Linked DNA regions of Homo sapiens: region 1 is linked to region 2. Evidence: chromatin contacts called from ENCODE Hi-C or POLR2A ChIA-PET data. All regions are on one chromosome and are shown on one strand. The core of a region is the stretch at or near the end of the contact, and the rest is flanking DNA. Distances in the headings are between cores, read along the strand shown.

Region 1 (5,518 bases), core at 422-2,921, 39 kb before region 2:
ACTTGTTGTAAGAAGGGTTGAGACAGTGTTGAATATTAAGTCCACAGTGGCAGACCATCCACATCAATTTGCAAAAAAAGAAAATTAACCTTGTTCATGTCTTAACTGAAGAGGACTGATGATCAATAGCAGGAGAAATAACCAACACCATTAGACATCTCAATTGGTTCAGCTTACACAATTCTGACTGAAAAATTAAAGTTGAGCAAACTTTCCACTCGGTGTGTACATAAACCAGCTGCAGGCAAGAGCAGAGCTTTCAATGGAAATTTTAAACAAGTGGGATCAAGATCCTGAGGCATTTCTTCGAAAAATTGTAACAGGACATGGAACACGGCTGAAGACAAAGCACAATCAAAGCAATGGCTACCAAGAGATGAAGTGGTCCAGTCAACGCACAGTGAACTGGGCCAGAGCAAAAGGTCATGGCGACATTTTTCTGCGGATGCTCAAGGCATTTTGCTTATTGACTTTCTGGAGGCCCAAAGAACAATAACATCTACATATTATAAGAGTGTTTCGAGAACATTAGCCAAAGCTTTAGCAGAAAAATGCCTGGGATAGCTTCAGCACAGAGTCCTTCTCCACCATGACCATCCTCCTACTCATTTTTCTCATCAAACAAGGGTAATTTTGTGAGAGCTTCTATGGGAAATCATTAGGTATCCATCTTAAAGTCCCGTTTGGCACCTTTTAACTTCTTTTTGTTTCCTAATCTTAAAAAATCTTTCAAGGGCACCCATTTTTCTTCAGTCAATAATTTTAAAAAGACTGCATTGACATGGTTACATTCCCAGGACCCTCCGTTCTTTAGGGAGAAACTAAATGAAGGGTATCTTTGCTGGAGCTTATGTTCAGAAATAAAGTTTATATATATATATTTTGTTTGTTTGTTTGTTTGTTTGTTTTTTGAGACACGGTCTCACTTTGTCGCCTAGGCTGGAGTACAGTGGCATGATCTCGGCTCATGACAACCTCCGCCTCCTGGGTTCAAGCAATTCTCCTGCCTCAGCCTCCTGAGTAGCTGGGATTATAGGTGCATGCCACCATGCTTGGCTAATTTTTGTATTTTTCGTAGAGACAGGGTTTCACCATGTTGGCCAGGCTGGTCTTGAACTCCTGACCTCAAGCAATCTGCCCACCTCGGCCTCCCAGAGTGCTGGGGTTACAGGCGTGAGCCACCATGCCCAGTCAAAGTTTACATTTTTTATTTTTGTATTTTAATCAAATAATCTCGGCTCACTGCAACCTCCTCCTCCCGGATTCAAGCCACTCTCCTGCCTCAGCCTCCCAAGTAGCTGGAAGTACAGGTGCATGCCACCACACCCAGCTAATTTTTGTATTTTTAGTAGAGACGGGGTTTCACCATGTTGGCCAGGCTGGTCTTGAACTCCTGACCTCAAGTGCCTGCCTTGGCCTCCCAAAGTGCTGGGATTACAGGCGTGAGCCACCACGCATGGTCCCAAGAACTTTTTGAAGTCCTCTTGTACACACAACAAAATATTATTCAGTCTTAAAAAGGAAGGAAATTCTGACACATGCTACTACCCTGAGGATATTATGCTAAATGAAATAAACCAGTCACAAAAAGACAAGTATTGTTAAGTCCATTTATATGAGGTATCTAAAGTAGTCAAATACATAGAAACAGAAAGTAAAACAGTGATTTCCAGGCATGAGGGGGAGGGCAAAAAGGGGAGTTGTTTTTCAATGGTTATAGAGTTTCAGTTTTACGAGATAAAAAGTTTTGTAGATCTGTTTCACAGTCACGTGAATATACTTAGCACTACTAGATTGTTCACTTGGAAACGGTTAAGATGGTGAATTTTATGTGTTTTTTACCACGATTTTTAAAAGCTTTAAAATTTAGTATACATAGCAAAGGAATAGAGAATAAAGTAAATATTGTCATAATCTTACAGGCTAGAAATAATTAGCATTATTGGTATGTGTTCTTCCATACTTTTTTCCCTATGAATAGACACATACATACACAAACACACATATTTATTTCAATTAAATATGAGATCACACTATACCCACTTAATAATTGAAAAGGATATCTTTTCACTGTAATAAACATGTTTTCATGCTCCATTTTAATAGCTGCAGAGTTTTTTACATATTAGATGTGTGGCAGCGTAAAACTTTGGCAGCAGTTCTCAAAATTTCTGATCCCAGGAACCATTTACACTATTACAAATTACTGGGGATTCCAAAGAGTTTTTTTCACATGGGTTACATCTGCAATATTTGATGCACTAAAAATTAAAACTGAGACATTTAAAAAATATTTGTTAAATAATTAAGAGTAACTATAACAAATACTTTTTTTCTTTTAGAGACAGGATCTTGTTCTGTTACCCAGGCTGAAGGTCAGTGGCATGATCATAACTCACTGTAACCTCAAACTCTTGGGCTCAAGCAATCCTCTCACCTCAGCCTTCCAAGTAGCTAGGACTGCTGTCAAGTACCATCACACCTGGCTTATTTATGTATTTATTATTTTACTTTAAAGTTCTGGGACACATGTGTAGAACATGCAGGTTTGTTGCATAGATATACATGTGCCATGGTGGTTTGCTGCATCTATCAACCTGTCATCTAGGTTTTAAGCTCCGCATGCATTAGGTATTTGTCCTAATGCTCTCCCTCCCCTAGCTCCCACACCCCCCGACAGGTACCGGAGTGTGATATCTCCCTGTGTCCATGTATCCTCATTGTTCAGCTCCCACTTATGAGTGAGAACATGCCATGTTTGGTTTTCTGTTCCTCCTGGCTAATTTTTAAAAAACATCTTTTGTAGAAATGGGGGTCTTGCTATGTTGCCAAGGCTGGTCTCGAACTCCTGGCCTCAAGTGATTCTCCTGCTTTGTCCTTCCAAAGTGGTGGGATTACAAGCATGAGCCACTGCACCTGGCCATAAACACATTTCATATTAATATAAATAGCATATTTTTATTAAAAAAACTATGTTTAAAACAAGAAAATCAGCGAGAAAAGTAGCATTGTTTTATCTGCAAATCACTTTAGTGTCTCACTTAACAAAAGGCGGCTGGATTCTCACTTAACAAAAGGTGGCTGGATTCTTACATGAATATCAACATTAAATTTGTTACATCATAATACATCATGTAGTGTCTGGAAAATCGCACTGTCCTCTCAGGAGAGAATGAGGGTGAAAGGAACAAATGACATTTTAATATTATTATGAAAAGAGTTTTGACTTCACAGACCCCTTGCAGGGGTCTCCAGACTCTTAGGAGGTCTGTGGACCACATCTTAGGAATTGTTTTAGAGATGTTACTCTATGTCCCTTTTTTCTTTCTAGTCTTCTTTTTTGAACAAGTAGCAAGCTTGGCTCATTGTTTCAAATGTAGGATGTGACACAGCGGGGCAAAAAAAAAGCAGAGAACAAGCTTTTATTTTCAAAAGCCTAAACCTAAATCCATTAAGATTCTGTGAGGTGCCTCAGAGTTAACACCTCACCACGGTGCAGTTTCCTAACCTACTGCACACCTTGACACACATAGAAAATGACAGCATTTGTAGAGCACTCTGGGAAAGCTGATGCTTTCGAGGGAATCCGCACACCCTTGGTGTAAAATACATTTTGTATGTTATATAATTATGATAAGAAGCATAAAATACAGGCCACACGTTTGCTAAATATTTTATTTGTAAACAACCTCCAAATGCTGTTTCTTACATTTTCTTAATCAAAGCTTGAATTCATGAAGATAACATTTTTTTTTTTGAGACAAGGTCTCACAGTGTCACCCAAGCTGGAGTGCAGTGGTGCAATCATGGCTCACTGCAGCCTCAATCTCCCAGGCTCAATCAATCCTTCTGCCTCAGCCTCCCAAGTAACTGGGACTACAGGTGCACATCATCATGCCCTGCTAAGTTTAAAATTTTTTTGTAGAGACAGGGTCTTGTTATGTTGCCCAAGCTGGTCTCCAACTCCTGGGCTGAAGCAATCCTCCTGTCTCGGCCTCTCAAAGTATTGGGATTACAAGTGTGAGCCACCATGTCTGGCTAGAACATAACTATTTAATATTCAGTGTATTTGAAATGTCTGTCCACCATCTTAATTAATGATTTTCAATAATCTCTTCAAATTCCTAATAAAAACTTTGCTCATGCAAGTAGGTAATAAACAATTTAAAAAATTTTAACAGTTGTATTTATTAAAAGAATCTCACAGCAATTCCTTTCTTTCATGAGAAAGATAATGTTGACCCAGAGTCAAATCTTAAAAAAGACAATGTTGAAATTTTTTGTGATAAAGTAAATGAATTTTAGATACAATTGAACATTTTCACATTACATATTGTAAAATAGTGATGAAGCTGCAATTGACAGAAAGGGCTTGCCGATGGCCGAGGGGCAGGTGGACCAATAGATGTTCCAGGTGATACCTGGGTGGACAGATGAGTGGAAGATCACTTCCTCCTGTCATCTGCCTGCTCCTGGCCTCACTCCTGACATGCATCACTCCTCAGCACTGTGCAAGTGCCCCAGAACTCAGACACAACCCTGCAGAACAGGGAAACATTTTAAGTTTTCTATCATTTCTATCCTCTTATTATAATAAAAATTGTAAACATACATAAAAGTTTGTAACCACCACCTAGATTCTACAATTAACTATGTGTCTATCCATTCAATCATCCCTCTCTCTATTCATCAATCTATCTTATTTTTTTAAATTGAGATACAATTCTCATAGCATAAATTCACCATTTTAAAGTGTACAATTCAGGGGTTTTAGTATATTCACAAGGTTGTGCAACCATCAATACTATCTAATTCCGTAACATTCTCATCACTCCAAAGAGAAACTCCATATCCATTAGCAGTAATTCTTACTTGCTATCTACCTTCTGTCTTTATGGATTTGCCTATTCTGGACATTTCATACAATATGTATCATTTTGTGTCTGGCTTCTTTCACTTTGCACAATGTTTTCAAGGTTATGCTATGTTATAGCATAAACCAGTACTTTATTCCTTTTTGTGGCTGAATAATATTCCATTTATATGGATATACCACTTGTATTTGTCAATTTATCAGTTGATGGACATTTGTGCTGCTTCTGCTCTTTGGCTATTATGTGTAATACTCCTATGAACATTCATGTACAAGATTTTCAATTCTTTTGGATATATACCTAGGAGTGGAATTGCCAAGTCATATAACTCTACGTTTAACATTTTGAAGAAATATCAACCTGTTTTCTACAGTGACTATACCATGTTATAATCCCATCAGCAATATATGAGGGTTCTATTTTCTCCACGTCCTCACCAACACTTATTATCGTGTGTCTTTTTAAATTATATCCATCGTAGGGAAGGAAAAATTTTCTTCTACCTACTTAGGTTCTGTGACTGGGCCTAATACTTAAACTGACATAAGATGGATCGATAGGAGAAAAGCATATAAGTTCATTCAATATGTTTACATGTACATAGGAGTCTTCACAAGGGTAATGAAGACCCAAAGAAGCCACTG
Region 2 (5,390 bases), core at 879-3,378:
TTTGTGTGTGCAATGCACACATGAGTGCTCAGTGAGGAGTCACTGGGTGTGGTGTGGTGGTTGGAATTTGGGGCTTACATTCCTAACTTCATAGGTGAAAGGGAGAAAGGAGAAAAGTCTCCTCATGAAAGAACAAATAGATTTCTTTAGGAAAGACAAATAGGTTTTTAGGGGAAAAAAAACAGGAGAAAAGAAAGTTTTTAATAATGTTCGTTTGTAAGTAGTCTTTCTGTCTTCTTTCTGGCCATGAAACCACACTGAAGAGGGGATTTATGGTAGGTTAACTCTTGGTCTCTCTCATGGGAGAAAATCTGCTTCAAAGAGGAAATTTATGGCACCCTCATTTAGAAGTTTCTGCTTTTTGTCAGAGAAACGAAGCTCTGAGAGGGCTCCTTTCTGTATCTGTTGAATCTCAAATGTCTTCAGCTTAAAATAATCTTTATATTTTCCACCTAAATGACAGAGAGAGGCTCTCTAAAAGAAAAGATGTTTATTTGGGAATGGAACATTGCAATAGGAATGCACATACCGTAGTAAACTATGTGCATATTTAGGGAGGTGAAGGAACACAAAGGTTTTCAAAGGAAAAAATGAGGATTATGTAATTGTTTTGAAATAATTATCCTTGGCTATGAAGATCAATAATAATGGTGGCACCAGTCCAAGGTTGGACTGGCAGTTGCTGGGCAGAAGTCCTTGCAGAAGTATTTTATGTACAAAGTTGTGTTTTGTTGTAGAGTCTTTTTCATGATCAGGCATACAAGCATGAAACCCTCTCTTCATGGCCTTCCCTGGCTCTATTGTCAGGGTTTTCTTAACATCAGTGACTCCATTTTGACTCTGACATCTTTCACAATACCAGCTCTGGAGCTCCAAGTGGGTTCCCACAGAATAAACCTAACTGAGCACCAGGTCAACAAGGAAGACTGGGAAATGGAAATGTCCAGGCTCTGGCCCCTACAATTCTGAGAAGAAAAGAGCAGGGGATGGTTCTGAGAACAAATAAACAGCCATCCCATTTCTTTTTCTGTGGTCACCAGTGATGTAGCTCCACAGTTGCCCCTTTTGGAGTACTCCACCATGCAGGAAACACTGCCTACCCCCAGACAGCAAGCCCAGCAGTTCACTTCCGGGTTTCCTTGAATTGCCACTTTGATGGTACTGCCTGAAAAGCAAGAAGAGCTTTTAATCTGAGAGAACTCCACCGCCCTCCATAGTCGCATACATGTAACTACTAACTTACATTGGTTTGTAAGTAACACCAAACTGAGGTGCTTAAATAAAACACCCCAATAACACTCTGAAGCTTCTTAATTCACAGTATAGATGTGGCGAGTGTTCCCAGGGATAAGGAGTGGAACTCATTTCCTTCCAAGCCACTTGAATTACCTGTGGAACAATTTATCTGCAATTCTAGCAGAGACCAGCCAGGACATCTGTTACCAAGGGTGGGATTCAAGCTTCTCATTCAACAGATCATTGACATTCACTAAGGAAAAGCGAAATATTGAGTGGGTTTCTCTGATCTTAGTCTGCTTAGTGGTCTGTATCAGACACAGGAACTCAATTGATCATTATTTATGGATGAAACCACTCGCCATTATGAATCAGTAACATGCCAATTACGCATTTGGAATAAATAATGGGAAAGACTTTTTCTCATTGCTGAATTGATAATAAAGAAGTTTTGACAGTGTCTGCTCATTTTTCAGGAAAAGACAACAAAAAAGGACACATGAAACTTGTAGGGAAGCCAGCCTCCACCTGCCGTTCACTCTGCCCACAGTAACAAAAGTGCGGATGCAGCCACTGTTAGCGTGTTCTGCCCACGGCACTATTTAGTGATGCATCAGACCTTTCTCACATTTTTCTGTGTGGACTCATGTCCTGCTTTTGTGCTTCTCTCAAGGACTTTCGGCTTCTCCTGAAAGAACACGTGTTCATCCAGCCCAACATCTTGGCAAAGGTAAGTCTTTTTGGCAGCAGGGCCATTAATGATAGTAGGTGCTGGCAAAAGTGTAGGCAGCCAGTGCTCAGGGGAAGGCAGTGACCCAATTACTGACAGCTGTTAGAGCCTCGTTTCTCTGCCTTTTAGTTTCCCCAGCAGAGTGGTACTGACACCACCATCATTAACAGTTAATTTTGATTTAGTATGTCTGCACAGGCTGGGACAACTAAAGTGCAGCCTGTTGCCTATAAAAGCTCAACTCCCCCCTTGAGGTCATTTTGAATTGCACCTGCTCAGGCCCAGGCGATGGGTGGAAGAAGCTTTTCAAGGTCATTCCAGTTTCTAAAGGCTTCCTCCTGCAGCTGGAGTCTTGAAAGCTGAACTTAAGAGCTATGCAAAGGGCTGAAATAACTTATGTTAAAACCCTCTTTCTACTCCCCTGTGATCATACTGAGAAAAACCCAAGAACTAAAATTAAGTTAAAGACCAAGACCCAGGTTTTATAACAACCAAATGTCAAGCTTAGTGATGGTATTTTAAAAAACGAGCTAAGTGGAGCATTTTGAACAAATATTGGAGGGCGACAAAAACTCTCTTCTTGACCAAAGTTTATTTATTACTTTATGTTTTAAAAATAGATACAGGGCCTCAGTCTGTTGCCAGGCTGGAGTGCAATGGCATGATCATATCTCACTGCAGCGTGAATCTCCTGAGCTCAAGTGATCCTGCCACCTCACCCTCCCAACGTTCTGGGATTATAGACGTGAGCCACCATGCCCGGCTCAAACTTTAGAAAGACTCCTCTGAGTCCTCTTTTTGATGAGGCCTCAACTTTGGCCTGTAAAAACTACAGACTCTCAGAACAAATGATTTCATCCACACTCTCTCTTCCCCACTAAAAGACTCGAACCACCAGTAATATAGTCTCTAACAGTTAAGGCTGAACCCCTAGGATGACCCCTCACTCCCCTTAAAGTTCCTGCCTGGGAATGCTCAAGGCTGCTGGAGAATTACTGTTTGTTCCAGCCCAAACCTGGTAATAGACAGATAGGCCCCTTCACCTGCCTGCCTTAGAGCAGTACCTTTAGAAAGTTTGCAAGTGTAGATGCTTTCTCTCCCTCTTTGTGATGTTGATTTCCACTATCCAGAACTGTCTCCTCGAGAACCTGAGGGCCATTCCTTTTTTTTTTTTTGAGATGGTTGAAGTGATTCTCCTGCCTCAGACTCCTGGGTAGCTGGGATTACAGGCTCCTGCCGCTATATCTGGCTAATTTTTGTATTTTTAGTAGAGACGGGGTTTTACCATGTTGGCCAGGCTGATCTCAAATTCCGAATGACCTCCAGTGATCCGGCCGCCCAGACCTCCCAAAGTGGTGGGATTACTGGCGTGAGCCACTGCGCCTGCTGGCCATCTCTTTGAAATGCAAAAATTCAGGGAAATAACTCTGCTCTCCTTACCACATCTCCCAGTAGGGTGACCACTGCGCTCTAACTAGCAGCACTATCTCCTGTCATAAAGATGTGAGGGGAAATCTGCTTTTCTTCCACATAAGCACCAATCAACAAACCCAGTCCCTGCTCAAGCTCGGTCTGGTTCTCCCATCCTACTCCCTCATTCTCCCTTTCAAACACCCAGTCAACTCTGCACAATCAAAGTAAGCTCAGTTCACACTGTATCGCTTCCCTATTGCAGTGGTTATGACAGAATAATGTCTATTTTAGTACTTTACTAGTGTCTGACTTTGTCTTTGACAAAGGTCAGATACATTTTCTTTTTGTCATAGGGAGCAGGGATTAGTTTAGACAGACAGACCATGGAGCTAAGAAGACCAAGGTTATTATGAACTTGACCTCCAGATGGCTCTGCCCATATTGCAGTGGCATGTGCACACCTCTGTCAGGCGTTTCACACATGGCGTCCATTGATCACAAGGGAGACCAGATGAGAAAGTAGTGCTGGCTCAGCACAAACGACGTGCTGCTGCTCATTTGGTTTCTCGTTACTGCTTTAAGAGCTCCAGTATACAGATGGTGCAGCTCATAGCCTCTTCTTTGTACGCCTCAGCTGGAAGAGTACCTGTGCTCTTGCTCCCCCAAATGCCTTCTCTCTGACATCCCCAATTCTCCTGTCCTTTTAGCATCTAGTTCATGGTCCTCTTCTACCACAGTTCCTTCCCAGACTCTACCTCCCACTTTGCTCACTCTGGTGCCTAGAACATTTATCTTGCATACTCTACATCTCGTTTTGTTACCCTGGGTAACAAAATTTCACTACTCCTAAAAGAAATAAGGACCAAGTATTCCACCTCCTGCCTTCTACTAGTATCAGGCTAGTATGTTGAAACTATTCGGTAAAATGCACTTAAATATTTTAAATGAGCTTTCAATGGCTTTGACAAATTTCAGTAAAATGATGTTGAATCCCTTCATCATTTCTAGGATGGACATTAAACTTTTATTACAACTCTCAAAATGCTTACAAATTTATGCAAAATCAAACTAGTGTTGCTGCACTTTGTATGGAGTAAGTAGTCTATTGCCTATGGATTTTTTTTCCAATTTTATGTGTGATCATACAGTAATATTATATTTTACCACAAAGGAAAAACGTTTAGCATTTGGCATTATAATAGCTAGTTCTTTACACTCTCATTGCTGTTAGCCTACATTTTCATAACTTTATGCATATCTTTCTTATGATACTATCCTTTCTACCCATTTTAAAAAGAGAAGAAAGGTTTGGGAAAGTGTTAGAGACTAACTAGATGGCTCATAAAAACTCCTCTGCAGTTAGTAATTCAAACTTCTGTGTTAATTGGATCTTTGTTGTTCTGTTTTAATCAACTAAGGATAGGACTTTTACATTTTACTTAAACTGTTATAATACTATAAATAAATAATACTAATACTATAAATAAAATCTTTTCACTGGAGAAAAGTGCAATCAATAAATATGTTAGGTATCCATCACAGTAAACTTCTTCTTTTTTTTTTTTTTTTTTGAGATGGAGTCTCTGTCACCCAGGCTGGAGTGCAGTGGCATGATCTTGGGTCACTGCAACCTCTGCCTCCCAGGTTCAAGCCATTCTCCTGCCTCAGCCTCCCTAGTCGCTGGGATTACAGGCGCCTGCCACCATGCCCAGCTAATTTTTTGTATTTTTTAGTGGAGATGGGATTTCACTATGTTGCCCAGGCTGGTCTCGAACTCCTGACTTTGTGAACTGCCCGCCTCAGGCTCCCAAAGTGTTGGGATTACAGGCGTGAGCCACCACGCCCCGCCACAGTTAACTTCCATATAGTTTTCAGGAATATAAAATAATCCTGTCATGGGTATTTAACTTAGATTACTCATGTGCTAAGATCCAGAAGGAACCTTCCAGAATGGTGGTTTTCCATTTGTGTTCCACAGAACCCCAGGATGCTGAAGAGTTATTTTCAGGTA

The links. A loop is a pair of places that touch in the nucleus more often than their neighbours do. ChIA-PET counts read pairs that join two places held with the same protein, here RNA polymerase II (POLR2A). Pooled maps may share reads with other maps.
Region 1: a pooled map shows a loop between it and region 2 (3-fold over the local background). The contact joins two enhancer-like sites. A Hi-C loop is called at or near these places in 6 of 50 pooled maps. POLR2A ChIA-PET finds 5 or more read pairs at or near these places in 5 of 52 experiments (MCF 10A, OCI-LY7, PC-9 and 2 more).

The regions. Positions count from the first base shown.
Region 1 is chr4:83,348,685-83,354,202 of GRCh38, forward strand. No RefSeq gene overlaps it. Among named protein-coding and RNA genes, the nearest start is that of HPSE, 17 kb to the left of the region's middle. Within about 2 kb of position 1,672, at least 4 of the 41 ENCODE cell types and tissues checked have a DNase peak (open chromatin) inside an H3K27ac peak, as active enhancers do.
Region 2 is chr4:83,387,308-83,392,697 of GRCh38, forward strand. No RefSeq gene overlaps it. Among named protein-coding and RNA genes, the nearest start is that of HPSE, 55 kb to the left of the region's middle. RefSeq lists enhancers at 1,095-2,294, 2,780-3,597. Within about 2 kb of position 2,129, at least 2 of the 41 ENCODE cell types and tissues checked have a DNase peak (open chromatin) inside an H3K27ac peak, as active enhancers do.